Linked DNA regions of Homo sapiens: region 1 is linked to region 2. A link is a loop called in an ENCODE intact Hi-C map of the cell type or tissue named here. Cell type or tissue: heart right ventricle. All regions are shown on one strand. Links, peaks and the distances in the headings refer to the core of each region. The heading gives the core; the rest is flanking DNA. Region 1 overlaps MAST4 (microtubule associated serine/threonine kinase family member 4). Region 2 overlaps MAST4 (microtubule associated serine/threonine kinase family member 4).

Evidence for each region. A loop is a pair of places that touch in the nucleus more often than their neighbours do. Peaks named below come from ENCODE experiments on the same cell type or tissue, not always from the same donor. Only the 100,000 strongest peaks of a DNase experiment are listed, where the experiment ranks them.
Region 1: a loop joins it to region 2, with 3 times the contacts of the local background. A loop is called at or near these places in 56 of 110 quality-filtered maps.

What each region holds. Positions count from the first base shown.
Region 1 is chr5:67,145,975-67,154,313 of GRCh38, forward strand. MAST4 (microtubule associated serine/threonine kinase family member 4) reads left to right here. Exons shown (of 29, transcript NM_001164664.2): 24 at 3,415-3,615; 25 at 6,663-6,892; 26 at 7,484-7,606. Among named protein-coding and RNA genes, the nearest start is that of CD180, 47 kb to the right of the region's middle. In heart right ventricle, for the core only: a CTCF peak has its summit at 4,152 (motif pointing left); no DNase peak of the experiment used is centred there; H3K4me3 peaks cover 1,022 bases; H3K27ac peaks cover 1,364 bases.
Region 2 is chr5:66,810,888-66,819,226 of GRCh38, forward strand. The region is part of intron 3 of MAST4 (microtubule associated serine/threonine kinase family member 4); the gene reads left to right. Among named protein-coding and RNA genes, the nearest start is that of MAST4-AS1, 190 kb to the right of the region's middle. In heart right ventricle, for the core only: a CTCF peak has its summit at 3,709 (motif pointing right); no DNase peak of the experiment used is centred there; H3K27ac peaks cover 513 bases.

The sequences.
Region 1 (8,339 bases), core at 331-8,330, 340 kb after region 2:
TCTGGTCCATCTGGGACTAAGGAGGGGAAAGGGGAGTCAGAAATACCAGCATGATTTAAATTGATAGTTTACGTGCATATGAAATAACTCCACTGAAGACAAAAGTTACCTTCCCCATCTCTGGGTAATTGGAGTAAGAAACTCTGGGTAATTGGAGTAGGAAACTCCTGAGACATCTTTGCATTTTTGGGAGGCAGCCAAGGGGGCTTGGGCCTTTGAAAGCACTTTTTAAAAGTTACCTTTGTGTGATGTAACCTTCCTGACAAGAGGAACAGTGTCTTCACAGATTTTTAAGGAGCTTAATATATCATGGATACTTGCTGGTCATTAGTAATGGAGGTATCCTCACTAGATATTCAAACTTGCAATTAATTGCACCAAAACAAGCCTCTTAAGTTCATTTAAAATATCATTTGATTTATAAAAATTTTATGCACAGCATATTCTTCTATAGAGTATGTGCATTTATGCTTTTTCAAAAAATGAGAGATGTATATGGCTTAGAATTGCTGTAATGAATGTTTTCATTAAGCTACGTTCAATATGCTGTATTGATAACCATGAATGATTCCAAGATTTTTCGTCAACATTTTTTAAACTAACTGAATATTCATAGTGTAAGCTTTTTTTTAATCATTTCAGGAAAAATTTTATGGGCTGGATTTATTTCAACCTCACTAAGAAGTTTGGATCTGTGAAGCTTCACATGTGCTTATAGTTTATTGTGGGGGAAAATAATGTTGGATTTTCTTCTCTGTCTTCACTTCAGTTCTGTTTTCATGTTGCGTAATTCCACTTATCCTAATCATAAAGCCAAGAGAACAGCAATGAGGAAGTAGTGTAAAGGCAACCTATTAGACTAAGATGCCTGACCATCTCTAGTTCATGCTGATGCTCAGATCATATGTAGATATCTTGGTATTTTCTATTCCTGGTTACAAAGGCCTTTATCTGGTTCTTAGTTACCTTACTCTGAATAGAGTATATTCACCTCCATTTAAAATTTTTTTCTTAATATAGTGAACTGTTTACTATCTCTTAGTCTCCTCAGCCTGCTCACTACCGGAAAGGTAGGAGGGGAAGGGAGGGGAATCGTGTCTAAGCATTTGATTGATTACTTTCATAATTAAAAAAAAAATTCACCTAGGTCCTGCCATGCATTTTGATTAATAGATTCACACCATCTTTCTCTCTCTCTCTCTCTCCCCCATACGCACACTAAAAATAATCAAAGGCCTTGGGGGCTGTGCAGAATAGAGAGATGAGCTGATTTGCTTATAGCCAAGGGTAATTAGGAAGTCTGAAAACCGTGACTGTAGTAAAATTAAATTTGTTGATTTTTATATTGCTCCACCACCAAAAAGAAGGAACCCTTGACATTTAGAGAACATTAAAGTGACATTATCTACCATTGGCAGAAAAGAAGCTCACGCTTATATGCAGTGCTGCAAAATAAGATGGCAGAGGCAAGAGGGAGAGGTGACACAAGGTTGTATATCCACACTCTGGCATTTAGGGAAGTACAACTTTATACATGTTTCTCTTTTATCATGACTACATTGTGTTTGAAGCCATGAAAAATAAACGTCTTGAAGTCTTAGATGTAGGGGTCAAACGTATCCAACAATTACTCATTGTAAAGAGATTCAGCTTTTCATTTTATACTTGTCAGTGATCCCATCCAAACCAAATTACAAAGAAGGAAGTGTGTACCTTACTCAATGGGAAGCTTAAGTTTTGTGAGATGAGATTTATTACTTGTGAAGCAGTTTTTATCAAGACCTTCAGTAGCTGATTTCTGTAAGAGAATGGAATATTCTGTTAAATGAGAATGAGTTTAGCATATAGGAGTAAAAACATTGATATTTGCCTTAAGGTTATCTCCCTTTGTTGGTCAGATGGGTGTTATGTGGAAGTCCATGAATCTTTTCCTGTACATATGCACAGTAGATGACCACAAAGTGTGCTATGACTAAAGCTGCTGTCCAAGTTCCCAGCTACCCTTAGCCTAGACCACAGCTGTAAGATCTGAACTTTGTCCATGAGCGTGGGCCAAACTACAACCATACCACTGAGTGGTATATAGACAGCAGTGTAAGAGAAATGCTAGTTGAGTCTAAGTCTAACTCTTTCCCAGGCAAACAGTGTCATATGGTCAGCACTTCGAAATGTGCTGGCCGCTCTTTCAAAGGATCATTTATAGTGGTGTTAATACTCTGCATGGATTGTATCTCTAAAGGTGATGAGACAGTTGATGATTTTTAAGCACATGGGGCTTATAATGTAGCATGTAGAAGTAAAATGAGATGAGCATTTTCTCTCCTGGATGGACAAAAATGTGCTATCAATGATGTTTTTAAAGAAAAACACGATAGAAAACCGATAACCTGGGAAAGAAAAAGTAGGACAAATCAAAAGGAATAGCTGTTCAGCTTCCTTCTGGGGGACTCAAAATGTCACCCTGCTGCAGAGCTTTCTTTACTCTCGGCCTCTGCATTCACCAGACCAGGGTCAGTGATGTTCCATTTCTGCACCCCCCTCCATATTTATCCTCTCTTACGCTCCGTTGTTGAGGGAAGCCCTAATTTTTTTTAAGTTAAAAATAACTCCAGTTTATATTAAAGATTAACAAAATTAAAAGTAAAGAAGGTGTGGTTTAGAGGGGAGAGGAAATAGCATGAGGGAGGATCAGCATATGATACACTGGATTAAAAGCCAGCAGGATGAAGTGAACTTGAGTAATGGAGGGAGTAATATCCTTTGTCTTGCTTGTCCTTTGAAATGTACAGGGAGCTTAGAATGAAAGGAGGCATATGGCCTGAGAAGTGAGAAGAGACACTTTAGGCACTTTTCTATCAGTTACTTGCCTCAGCCTAGTATGAGGTGTGTTCTAACAGCACAGACGTAAGTCTACAGGGAGTGATGAAAAAATGTCCACAGGTCAAAATTATAATTAACAGCATTGATAATGATAATCATCAGTATCATAAGGTAATCACAGTATGAAGTGGGCGGCCATGGTGTTTGGGAGGTAATATTTGATTCATGGCACAGCCTTTCATGGTATGGGGGGGGTAGGGGCACCAGAATTATCTCTGCAAGGTTTCAAAAATATAGATTGTTGAAAGAAACTAATTCCTCTGGTTACATGGAGTCATGGATTGAGAATTAGCAGACTTGTGTACAGGTAGAATGAAGCCTGAATAGATGCCTCTTCCATCTCTTCCTCCTCCACGTCACCTTTCTCAAAGCAATCACATGTTGTTAATGTTCGCCTGACACCGTCTGGACTTACTGGCCACATAGGAGTATGTTCTCTGGCGTTTACTCTTCCTGCTGTCTCTCTCTTCCCGTCTTCCCACCTCTCCTATCCTGGATTTTCCTGAATGTGTTTATCCCTTCTTCTTTGTACAGTTGGCAGTTTTTCAGAGCACTTGGATCAGATAAATGGACGAAGCGAGTGTGTGGACAGTACAGATAATTCCTCAAAGCCATCCAGTGAACCCGCTTCTCACATGGCTCGGCAGCGATTAGAAAGCACAGAAAAAAAGAAAATCTCGGGGAAAGTCACAAAGTCCCTCTCTGCCAGTGCTCTTTCCCTCATGATCCCAGGAGGTAGAGAGATACTACTTGCATGAAATTGTGTGATTTGTGCATGTGGTCCCATCCCTCCTCTCCCAATTTGGAATGCTGAATGAGATGCAAGATTGCTTGAAGTAATAACGGGTCATGTCCCAGGACAGCTCTTGAGAGCTTCTGCCTGCAGACTCTGAATTCTTCCTGCAGGATTTGTAGGGCCGCCAAGGAGCATTTTGGCCTATTTCATCTCACTTTCTGCATCAGGGGTACAAGAGAGGCTTCCTTCCCATGAAAGCTTGTTTCTGTTTTGTTTCCTTTCGTTTTCTTTTCTCCCTCCAAGTTAAATGATAAATTTTCCTTCCTTGAATAATTTTTTTTCTCTAGAGTATGTATAATTTATACACTTTATAGAGCTGTTTACAACATTTGTGTTGGAAAGCTAAGTATATAGTTTTTCTCATCTAATTAATGAGGAAAATAGTTAAGCTTTTCATTTCTGGAGATAGAGTCACAGACAGCATTGAAATTCTAGGTTTTCCCAACCCTGTCAGTTGAGCTATGCTTCCTCCTACTGGTAGCAAATCATCTTCTGCCCTGTTTTGGAAAACTGGGCTTAATTAAGGTTTTGTTGAATTGTAGTATTTTCCCACAAACTGGTTTTGCCACTACTGATCACTAACTCTGTAGTAATCCCACTGGCAGAAATGAAATATACACCCTGATGGTTGTGATATCACTCAAATGACAGCAAGAGAGTAGAATGGGACTCGAATTATATTGCAGATGGCTTGTTTTTGGAAGAAAACAGATCATGTATAAAAGGCATTGTTTATGTTTTTGAAGCTTCATATTTGTGCAGAAAGCAATTTGACATAAACAAATGCTCATTTGGGAGTAGTGCTCAATCTAGCAGATTCAGTTTCTGGGAGGTGTCCTGTTTAGCACCATAAAACAAACACCTGTATCCCTAGTCTGTGTGACTCTTCATAAGCTGAAGATGATGGTCCTGGTGCAGCTGCACAGATGGGAAGGTAAGTTGGATATGGGCCAGTGCAGTTTTGAAAGCTGGTTAGGAAGCCCGTACTTTGGTAGAACAAGGAAATTATTTGATTTGGGGAGATAAGGGAGACCATCAGAAGGTAAAGAAGTGGGGGCCTGGCCTTTCAGCAGTTTGGGATCTATGTGTGTCCACAGTGACCTCCTCCCACCTGCATGTCTTGAAGTTCCCTGCCTGCCAGCATGCATCTCTTCCCCTGTCCTTTGATTAGACAGAAGAGAGCCAGCAGAAGACAGCCAAGATGCTACATGAAGTCAGAGAGGGAAGGAGCATGGGTCATGATACAGTTGGCTTTGCTCTTCTTTGAACAAGCATAAGAATTGAAATAGTGGGTAGTATGGATACTTTCAGCTTACGGTAGCCACAATGGAACTCACCACACCCTGGTGAGCCTTCAGTAGCACTGGGAACTTTGTAGCCTGGCTCCAACCGAGCTCATGTTTAAACCGCAGCATGTTTTGTAGATTATTCTGCCTTTTCTCAAGTGCACACACACACAGACAGTTTCACATGACCAGTTAAGATCTGTTTAGATTCACGTAGATGAAACAAGGATATGAACTAAAAAGCATTCATTTCTGCTGCTATAACAAAATACTTTAGACTGGGTAAGGTATAAATAACAGAATTTGTTGATCACAGTTCTAGAGCCTGGGAAGTCCAAGATCAAGGTGGCGACAGTTTCAGCATCTGACAAGGGCTTGTTCCTCATGGACAGCACCTTCTCTATTTCCTCACATGGCAGAAGGGAAGAACAAGCTCTCTGCAGCCTCTTGTATAAGGGCACTAATTCATTTATGAGGGGCAGAGCCCTCATGACCTAATCACCTCCCAGAGGCCCCACCTCTTAAAACCATTACCTTGGGGGTTAGTTTTCAACATAGGAATTTTAGGGGGACACAGACATTCAGAGCATAGCAGTTTGCTTCTAAAACAAAGAAAGCAGTAGATTTGGTGTTTTGGAATATGCAATGAGATTCTCTTCAGGTTTCTCTATCTCACCTGCATTAGCCTCTCAGAAACCTTATTAGAATTGCAAGTAATATATGTAGAGAATCAGTTGTCACCACAGTAATGTTATTCATTTATAGAGAAGTCACCACTTCATTGTTTTCCTGATTAAAAATTCTTTCCTTTTTTTTTTTCTTCTTTTTTTCTTTTTTTTTTTTTTTTTTGAGATAGGGTCTTGCTCTGTCGCCTAGGCTGGAGTGCCATGGCACAGTCACGGCTCACTGCAGCCTCGACCTCCCAGGCTTAGGTGATCCTCTCACCTCAGTCTCCCACGTAGCTGGGACTACAGGCACATGCCACCTTTCCTGGCTAATTTTTTGTATTATTTGTAGAGACAGGGTTTAGCCATATTACCTGGCTTGTCTTGAACTCCTGGGCTCAAGCGACCAGCCTACCTTGGCCTCTCAAAAGTGCTGGGATTACAGGTGTGAGCCACTACACCCGGCCAGTTAAAATTCTTTAATCAGTATTCATTTAATAGCATTGTAGAAATCAGCTGGTAAATTGATAAATTGCTTTCCTGGCCATGTGTGTTGAAAAGGACCATGTTAAAATTGTTTAGTGAAGAATTTGGAATCCAGTATCTGTTAATATAATACATACAGTCTTCTCCACATGAAGACATACTTGAAATATATGCATCTATGATTTATTTCTTTACTTAAAATAAAACATTAAGTAAAAATGTCACAGCCAGAGGCTAATCCTTGTGGTGTCTTTTAATAAGCATAGAAACTAAAAAATTATAACATGAGAGTATTGAAATTTCTTTCTCTTTCCTAACTGAAAAATTAGTTAAAATAGCAACACTCTTGAAGTTTGACAGTTTTGGAATTCATGCTAGTTACTGATAGAAACATTTTTGTATTATTTCATCTTCATTTTGCTATTGGAAACAAATGGATTTGTGTTGTGACTATGCCCCCAGTCCTGGCAAGGCTCATGGGGTGAGGGTTGCCTGCATGGATGCTTGTGTGAGCCACATGGGCTTTGATGACTGGCTTCTTTGTTACAGATATGTTTGCTGTTTCCCCTCTGGGAAGTCCAATGTCTCCCCATTCCCTGTCCTCGGACCCTTCTTCTTCACGAGATTCCTCTCCCAGCCGAGATTCCTCAGCAGCTTCTGCCAGTCCACATCAGCCGATTGTGATCCACAGTTCGGGGAAGAACTACGGCTTTACCATCCGAGCCATCCGGGTGTATGTGGGAGACAGTGACATCTATACAGTGCACCATATCGTCTGGGTAAGACCTGCATGTCTCGCACTTGGGATTTTTCATTTCCAGCCAAGCTGGAGAGTGGATAGGTTGGCTGATAAATAGCAAATATATTTACTTTTAAGCTTGCATTTGCGACCTGTTTCATTTTCCTTTTAGAGCTCCATCCCTGTATGTGTATGGTGGAATTGAATTTAGCAAAAACGAATATCTCATAATTCTGTCCAGTTTTCATATTCGATTGTTCTTTCTTACATACCAAGCTGGTAGACATAGTCAAAGGCAATCCTATTTCCATCCTTCTTTTATTTTATCATTTTTTCCTAGCCTTCTTTTTAAAAATGACCTTCTCAAATCACCTGAAATGTTTTGGTCATTCATTTTTTTTTCTTTGTGGCTCTGGTACTTTCAGTCTGAATCACCTGAAAATTTCTAAGTACCATAGAAAGTTTCCTATTTTAGAATAATGATAGAATAGGAATAGTAAACGTACCTGTTAGATTTTCTATTAGAGGCTTAGGACATTTGCTAATTAACTCATTATTCTCCCAGAAGACACAGTAGGTGTTAGAGTAGTCATTTGTTTGCCTACAAATATCCTCTCCTCTTGGACTTTAGAATGTAGAAGAAGGAAGTCCGGCATGCCAGGCAGGACTGAAGGCTGGAGATCTTATCACTCACATCAATGGAGAACCAGTGCATGGACTTGTCCACACAGAAGTTATAGAACTCCTACTGAAGGTATTGTATGTTTTATGTCAGGGCCATGCTGATGAGACAGGCAGCCCAAAGGGGCTAGTACCAGGAGATTGATTTCCCTGTGTCACACCCATGTCTGATTACTGAGAAAGTATTCATTAGTCTCAAGTTTAAAGACAAAGATATTATGAATTCTCTGGTTTTATGTCATGAAATAATGTCCTTATATCTGCATACTCATTCCCTAATTTAATTTTGCTTCTCATTCTAAATTGTAAGTAGTAAGAATTCTCTTTGTTTATATACCTTACACAGTGACATCTATTTGGAGAGTCACCTATCCTGAAGGTGACTTCCTTCAGGAACTTCTAACAGGTTTCATTCTAGTATACTAGAAGACAAAATTGTATTAAACTGTGAGGTTTGATCTGAAGGTTTAGTCTGAGAATTAGAGTTCCTTTGAAAGATAAAATTGTAAATATATACACATGTACTATAAATTATAAAAAATAAGTGGTACTGAAAGAAGAAGTTCTAGCAATTATTAGGCCTCCCTCCCCACCATACAAATTAACTTAAACAGGGATCAATTTCTACTTAAAATGTAAGCAGAATATAGCCTATGGAGTAAGAAGGTCACAGGAAGCATGACTGTAAATGGAGAGAGAGAAAGGACACACACTGATCCTCTCAGATAGCTCTCAGATAGTTCTGTTCAGTTATTTGATTTGTCTTTTTCATTCTTTATAGCAGCGTTGTATTTTATGCAGAACAG
Region 2 (8,339 bases), core at 319-8,318:
GCTGAGTCTCCAGAGGACTTCCCTGTGAAAGCAGAAGTTATGATAATGCTGCTATCACTTTGCAGAATGACCACATCCTTTCCCTCTATTCTTCTAAGTGGGGACTGTTTGCAGGAAAAACATCACTAGGGGCTTTTCAGGCAATGGCTTTCGGGAATAGAGCAGGGCCAGGCACGCACAGGAACCGGGCAGAGACTTGGAGGATCTGCCAGGCAGAAGTGGCTCATGTTGGCCTCTCCTGTGCGGCCACCTGGGCTCCCTCACAGTTGGCCTCTGAGCACTGCAGAGAGAGATGTCAGTAACGCTCTGCTGCCTCTCAGCTCTGCTGCTGAGGAATCCTAGGCTGGCTGTGGCCAGGAATAAACGGCTTATGGCCACATGTAGCTTGATTGTTTGCAAATTAGTGAAGGTAATATATTACTCTGCAACAGCACTCTGCTTTTTGTTTTTAATGACACCATTTTTGGGTAGGAGGGAAAAATAAAAAGCAGCCTATATTCATGAAAAAAATACCTAAAGGACAGACTCATCTAAACACGTTAGAACTTTAACTGAGAAAATGATCCAGGAAAGGTTGGGAAATAGGTTCTTGGTCTCTCTACCCAGCCCCCTTCTTTGCCACTTTTCTTTGTTTTTATTCAAATAAATTGGATGCATTTCCGAGCTGGGGAAAGCCTCGGAGTATTTCTGATGTCTTGATAGAACATATAATACATTCTGGGTAGGTTAACATCTGTTATCTTAAGCTTTTTAGTAGTCAGTCATGTCAAGAAAGTCTAATCTGGTGAACATCTTGATTTAGCCATCTGTTGGGTCCTAGTGCACTCACATGTAAAGGGAGCAAATGGGCAATGAAAATGAGTTTGACCTGTTACTCTCAAACGATGAAGGCATTGCACACTCTAAATAATGGTACCTGTCAGGTTTTTGGATGCTTTCCTCAGAAAAGAGAAAAGATATTTAAAAGATAGTTGCAAATGCAGTAGGGGTGGGTAGAGAACCTGGTGACTTTAGGAATCAATACTGGAATTGTGTACCTAGGCTGTAATTTATCAAAACATCTCCAAGTATTTTACAGGGGAGTACGTGAGTGCCCTAATTTTACAAATGAAGCAGTTGATGGCTGTAAACTGCTTCTTAGCCATGGTCTAGGGCTGTGTTTGGGTCGGGAGGGAGAGAACCGCAAACAACATGATGCAAGGCTGGCGCGGGCTAGTTGGATAATGGTGAAATCTTATGCATTAGAAGGCTATCGATAAGTCTCATTACCACACAGCCATTGGGTACAGAGCTGACCGCTGAGCCACACCAGACCAGGAAGTATGCCAAGGAAACAATCAATAGAAGATATATTACTGAAAATTAATATTCTGCTGCTGAATTATTTTTATCGATTTAGGGATTGTGAAAATGGCCTTAGATAGTTTTATGAACAAAAAGCCTTTGTATTTCTTGAGTAGAAGACCAAAATAACAGAGGAAATCCCATCGCTAACACAAAACCTTGAAACATGGCCCAGGAAACAGAACACTTATCGTCTGTCCTCAGGAGAGCCCCTGCCTATGTTCACTTAGAGAGGTGGGTTATCTTGCAGAGCCACACGGGTACAGCTTCATTGCCATGGTCAAATCTTGGCTCCGATAGAACCTGTGTTGAGGAAATAATCAGAAGAAACATTAATAGCGTAATCTACAAAGCGGAAAAATAGAAATGCTTGCATCGTGTGAAGTGGGTCAGACGGTTGAATTAGGGAGTTGTAGGGCTGAGGGTGAATGTGTGGATTTTGCACATTTGGTAGTAAAAGGCTGTGGTTTGCTTAGATGGACAGCTCTTCTGCATTGCCCTTGGTACGTAGTAATGCTGTGTGCTGCGGGGCGCTGTCAGTGGGTTTTGGGAGCTGGTGCTCTTGACAATGTGTTGTTACCTGCTCCTGCTCCCTTCCGTTCACATCTTCCCTATTCTCTCCTTTTCCTTCTGAAGTCACCACCTCTCTTGCAGTTTAGAAGTGTATTATTTATGGGAAATAAAAAGTTAGTGCTGATAAGAAGCAGCATCACTGGGGCTCAGTTTGCGCATCATTAAAATGGAGCATTTGAAACACATGGTTTCCAGCTCCGAAGTGGAATGTTTCTAGGATTCAGCTAAGACTGACCATTCTTATGGAAGCATTTCCTGGAAAGTGTTAATGAGAATGCTGTTGCATTCCAAGAGCTTTGAGGAAATCTAATTCCTGACAAAAAATATTCTTAGGAAATCTTGCTCAATATATAGTTATTAACTTTTTATCACTTTGTGGGGAGCTTTTCATCTCAAGACTTTTCTATTAAATTGAAAAAATTGTGTTTGGGATGCATTTTCACAAAATATGTATCGCAATTATAGAGGAATGTTCACATTTGCTGATTCTGGGTATAAGCATGTTTATTCTTCCAACTTTACTGGAGGTTTGAAAAATTTTAAACTAAAATATTGGAGAGTAAAACCAGACAAGTGTATTTTTCCCTCCTTCAAGGAAACTAAGACAAATGAAAGGAAACAGTTTATTAACTGAGTTTTCCACAGTCATACAAGAGTGTAGTGGAAGAACCAGAAAGAGATTCCAGCTGTTCAGTTGCCTTTCTTGTACTTTTCGGCCATCTCTGCTCCCTTAGGAAAGGCAGATGCAGGAGAATTTCCTCCAGGTGCAGCTTCTGAACAGAATATCTCTGAGTCTTGCAACATTGCCATGTATTTTTACTTATAAATTATCCAAATGGGAAAAGCAGAAGATTGGTACTTAAGTGTCAGTTTTATAAAACTGCTAATTACATGGCATTGAGTAGATATTTCACCTAATGAGAAGAAATAGGTGGTTTAACTCTGAACCTGGAATTTTTATTTCTGACAGCTTGAAACAGAAAAATGAGTCCATGGGAAGTAGTAGTTAGTTGTGAAAGAAGGAATGTTAGATGCAAATCTAGTAGTTTGATGGGGAGACAAAATAAGAATTGCATGCTGCACTCTTACATTGCTTTCAGAATTGTTTTGTTGGAAGGTTACTGGGAACATGAGATAGTGTGATAAGGTCTTTAATTATCCTACTTGTCTGTCATCTCTGGAAAGTCAGGAGAGAGGAGTTGAACACTTTCTGCTTCACCTGATCCGGGGGACCTGATCCGGGGGACCTGTGTGGGTTAAGAGGAGGATGGGCCTCCAGGGGCCACTTCTCAGGAGCAGACAGTGCTGTTCTGTTCCTTCTCTCTCCCCTGGGACCTTAGGGAAGGAGATATTTTTCAGTTTTGTGATGTTACCTGGCCTAGTAACAAATTATGAAATCAGAATAACCTGTTTATGATCAACATGTACTTCAAACATTTGGAAAAATAAAGAATTGCTCACTGTGCCTCCTCAGTGCTAGGGAGCTCTTGGATGCTGGGTCATCAACGTGGGAGGGAGGTGATCACTTTCATTATGGCCTCGGGCAAGCATTTTCCTGTTGTGGGGCTTTTTTTACCTTTGGCTACCTCCCTTGCGCCTAATCAAGTATGAGGAGCAGCCACAGATATGTAAAAGAGGCCAGCAGTCCCTTCTGGCTCATTCAGAGCATCACCTTCTAGAGCACCTTTGATGGGACAGGCTCCGCATTTCTCATTAGATGATCCTCTGAAATATATTTCTTCTGATCTTCATCTCCAGAGACAAGGTGAAATGCACTGATGAAGGTGGTAGTTTGTCCACTAGGTGGCACATCAGCAAATCTCCTTTGCAAGGGATGGAGGTAAAAATACTGGGGATTTTTAAAAAGATGTATCTGTCAAGCATGTGAGATAAAGGTATGCCCTACGTGCAAGGTGATTTGCTAAGTCAACTGGGGGAAGAAAACATTCTAATTCTCTCATTGTAACAAAATTGCCAGGAAGAACTTTTTAAATGCTAATAGACTTGTTGAAATTAAAAAGCTTTATGATGCATCCTAGAGATTTTTTTTTTCCCCACAAAAGTTGGGCTGCAGATCACTGCTGCAAGTAAGAGAATGCTGTTAATCTTGCTAGCATTCTGAGTATATAAAATAACGTATGGAAGATGTTTAGACATCCTAGGTTTATATATTTGAATTATGTTCTGAAAATGGTGCATACTTGAGCTAGAGGGATTCCTACCAGTAACTTTTTAAAAAATTAGTGGAACATGTTAGGTATAACTTACATTTGAAGGAATAGACTTCATGTTGCTAGAATGCATTATCAGTAATTCTTATTGCATGCACAACTAAACATAGCTAAATGAATAACTCCATGCTGAGCACATATTAGTTATGATTTTTATACCAAAATGTTTAAAAATACTTCTTTAGAAGCATATAAAGGAAGCGACATTTCTATTTCTTAATCCAAGTATCCCTTCTGAAAACTGAGCAGTAAAATTAGTAACATATTCCCCCCTTATCTGAGGCTTGACTTTCTGTGGTTTAAATGGGTGAATACAGTACAGTATTTTGACAGATTACATTCACATGACTTTTATTACAGCATAGTTATAATTGTGCTATTTTATTCTTGTTAATCTCTTACTGTACCTAATTTATAAACTTTATCATACGTATGTATATATTTTAATAGAAAAAAAACAGTATATATGGGGCTTGGTACTATCTGTGGTTTCGGGCATTCACCAGGCATCCTGGAACTTATCCCTGGAGTGTAAGGGGAGACTGCTTTCCTTGTATTTCAGAAGACAAATAACGTTTTTAAAAAATTCTTCTTTCTGGTAAAGCATTCAGATTTTATTTTATTTTTCCCCCTAAAGAAACTGGTATTATTTATGATGGCTTAGGGTATTGCTTTACAAATAAGAATCAGATTTAATTTATTAGGTTTGTCTGTAGGTAAAACAGGATACATACATCCTTTTGAATCCAGTTTTCTTTAGAGGACAGTTGAAGTGTACAATTAACAGGCTCCTCACAAACGTCCTTACCTGCTGTCCCAGAGGAGAGTGGTGACAGGTTTTCAGGGTTGTCAGGTAAAGTATGGAATCATCACCAGGGTTCAGGTGGCATTAGAGAAACCTCAAGGAGGAAAAGGAGGAGGAACCTGTTAGCTTTTAATAATTGAGTCATGTAATGTCTTCAGTAAAGCCAGGATAGACAGGACTTATCCAGTTCACTGAACTTCAATTTTAGAGGAAGATTGAGGAAAAGTGCCCTGCCATTCCATGCAAATGCTAGTCTTTGGTGAAAAGAGATTAAAAATATTATCTTATGGCATGCTTGTCTAACCCGCAGCCCAGGACAGCTTTGAATGCAGCCTAACACAAATTTGTAAACTTTCTTGAAACATTATGAGATTTTTTTTTGTGATTCTTTTTTTTTTAAGCTCATCAGCTATTGTTAGTGTTCATGTATTTTTTGTGTGGTCCAAGACAATTCTTCTTCCGATGTGGCTTAGGGAAGCCAAAAGACTGGGCACCCCTGTTCACGGCCACAGGAATCAGTGCTTCCTTTCCCTCTGTTTCTAATCAATCACCTCTCTCATCCCCTCACCTTTCCTCAAGTTTTATAATCATTTATGATAAATATTACAGGAACATAGTAGGAAAGTCTTTTAGGTATTTGAGCTGTTTTATGTAAGAGTGTAGTAAGCAGAAGGAAATTATACTCTGCGAACCTGGAAAGAGAAAGGGACAGAATTTGTGGGGTCTGGTTTTGTAGATCTGTACAGGTATCAAAGTCCAGGATGGTTTGAGGTTGGAGAGAATGGCTGCCTTTAGGAGCCAGGCCCACTGTACCCCGGCTGCCATCACACTGCATTTTCAGCTCCATTACCCATGTTTGCCTTTGCACATGCGGCTCTCTGGGCTTGGCATTCTTCCCCCAGCTCCCCATCCATCCTCTACCCCACTTAGAATTTCTGCTTCCATTAGACTTGGGATTTCTAAACTTGTCTGCACTTTGGGATCACCTGGGGTGACTTCAGAAACTACTTACTTCCAGAGATTGTGATTTAATTGGCCTGTTTGTGGCCTTAGTTTTTTTGAAATTTATAAAAGACCCTCCAGTGATTCTAATGTGCAGATAAATTTGAGAACTACTGTTTTGGACTCTGTTCACCTCGTCTCTCAAACCTACCCTTACCCTCTACCCACCCTTCTGAGTTATTCCCTTCCTCGGTGCTTCTGCCCCACCAGCACCTGGAGTATCTTGTCCTGGGTCTCCACTTATCTCCTTGTATTTTATTTGTTTATCCATGTGTCTTGCGACCCCATGACTGCATTCTGGTGGGACTGAGCCTTTTTCCTCTGTCTATTCTTAACATCCATCATAATGCCTGATTCATAGTAGATATTTAGTGATTGGCTTTTGAATCAAGGGGATAAAACAAAATAGTAATACAATGATTTAAACAAATCGATTCATGTACTTCTGACTCAGGGCATTTTTATTGCCCAGGTAGATAGTTCTCCTTTACTTGAAAAACCATTGACTCCCTAATCTCCTGTCATTGCTTAAAGCAATGATAAGTATATAAAATTAAAGAAGAATATGTTCTGTTGTGTGGTATTAGCTTGAGTCACAAAAGCCAGCTTTAGATAAGGGGACAAAGAGGGCTAAGCCTATGTTCAATAAAGCTCAAGGAAGTGAGAGTAAAGTGCTGTCAATTTCTAACAAAATAATTCCCCATTGCCTTACTTAAAGAATATTAATTTATCTAATTGATGATAATCTGGTCAATTTATTATAGCATTAAAAATGCAAATCAGTTAATATACCAAAATATTCATTGTCGTGCCTGAGAATTTTTAAATTTTATTTTATTTTATTAGGTGATAATGGGAGGCATAATTGTGAATGTTTGATTCTGGCAAAATACAATTAGTTTCTGTGAAACACATTGTGCATTAATGATATCATTAAGATTAATGAATATAAATGAATGAGCTGGGGATTTCAAACAGAACAGAGGGACTTTATATCAGTGTATAAAACTTGAGATAGATTGTCTTGATTTTTAAGGATAATGTGCTAGAGCCCCTATTAAATTCTTATATAAGCTAGAGAGAAAATAAATCCAAGAAGTTAAATCAACTTCCAGAAGGATCAAACTTCTTAAACGTCTACTGTCATTTTTTGGAAGAGTGCTGTAAATGGATTTTGGTAAAAGAAAGCCATCCTTAAATTTTACTTTAAGAGCTATTTTAAAGACAACATTTAATAGTAGTTTCCAGGTCCTGTATACATAAGAGTGCATGTACATTTTGGTTATAAATCATTGCTCATTTAAATTAGATATGACTTTAGGGTGTTCTTGTATCTTCCAGATGTTCTACCATAGACATCTATTACTTTTATAATTTTAAAATGTTATTAAGAAAACTAGGCATACGTTTGCTTTTCTTGAACTAAGAGACGGAGAAAGGCAAAAGAGAGAGCAGCTGCTCATCAGAGTCTTAGGGAAGAGCCATGGACTCAATGTATACCTTGACCCCAAGAATCACATGGTATTTTGAGTATTGATGCTTGACTCTGTGGTTTTGTAGTATAAAGAGAAATTTTGCCACTAAAAATAAAAAAAAAAACAGAACAGATTTCACTATGGTCTGTGCCCTTGTAGTTTAAACATTGTAATTTCCACATCCTCTTGCTCAACTAGATAAATACAAATACTGTGTCCTCAGGTGATACTTAATGTGACTTCTTCCTATGTATATCTCCTTGGTCTGATCTTCACTTAATGCTTCTGTTTCTCCCACTATATGCATATGTATGTGTGGGTACGTGCACATTTGGTTTTTTATTTGTTTGTGTGTCTATCTGAAAGTTCTGCAGGGCAGCGCTTGCCCTTGGATTGCTGCTGCAGTGGTGATGAGAAGGATGAGGAAAGTGCAGGAAAAAGGGGAGGTGTTCAGGAACATGGCGGCCACCTGGGCCCTTCGTTCTGGCATACAAAGCCTGAATTCTCTTGTTAGCTCTGCCTTTTTTACTATTTTCATGACCTTGGGCTCTTCTTGGAACCTCATTGTCTCACTTTCCTCATTGGTAAATTGGACCGGTCTCTTTTCTTTCTACTTCTCAAGAAACTGATGAGGATTAATGAGATAGAATCTGGAGCCCGTTTTGTGTTAAAAAGAGTTAAGGGATGCTAGAAGACGGAGTTAATGTCATAGAGAAGGGGAACACACATTGCTTACCGTGTGATGTGATAGAGTCTCAGGGAGCACTTCTCTTTCAACTGTTAACTGTTAACTAGTTGGCAGGTGGCAGCCTCATTTCTATTTGTGTCTGAAGTGGATGACATGTTAGTGCAGGATGATAGGAAGTCAAACCAAATGCAGGGACTGGTGGAATGACGAGCAAGATTCAT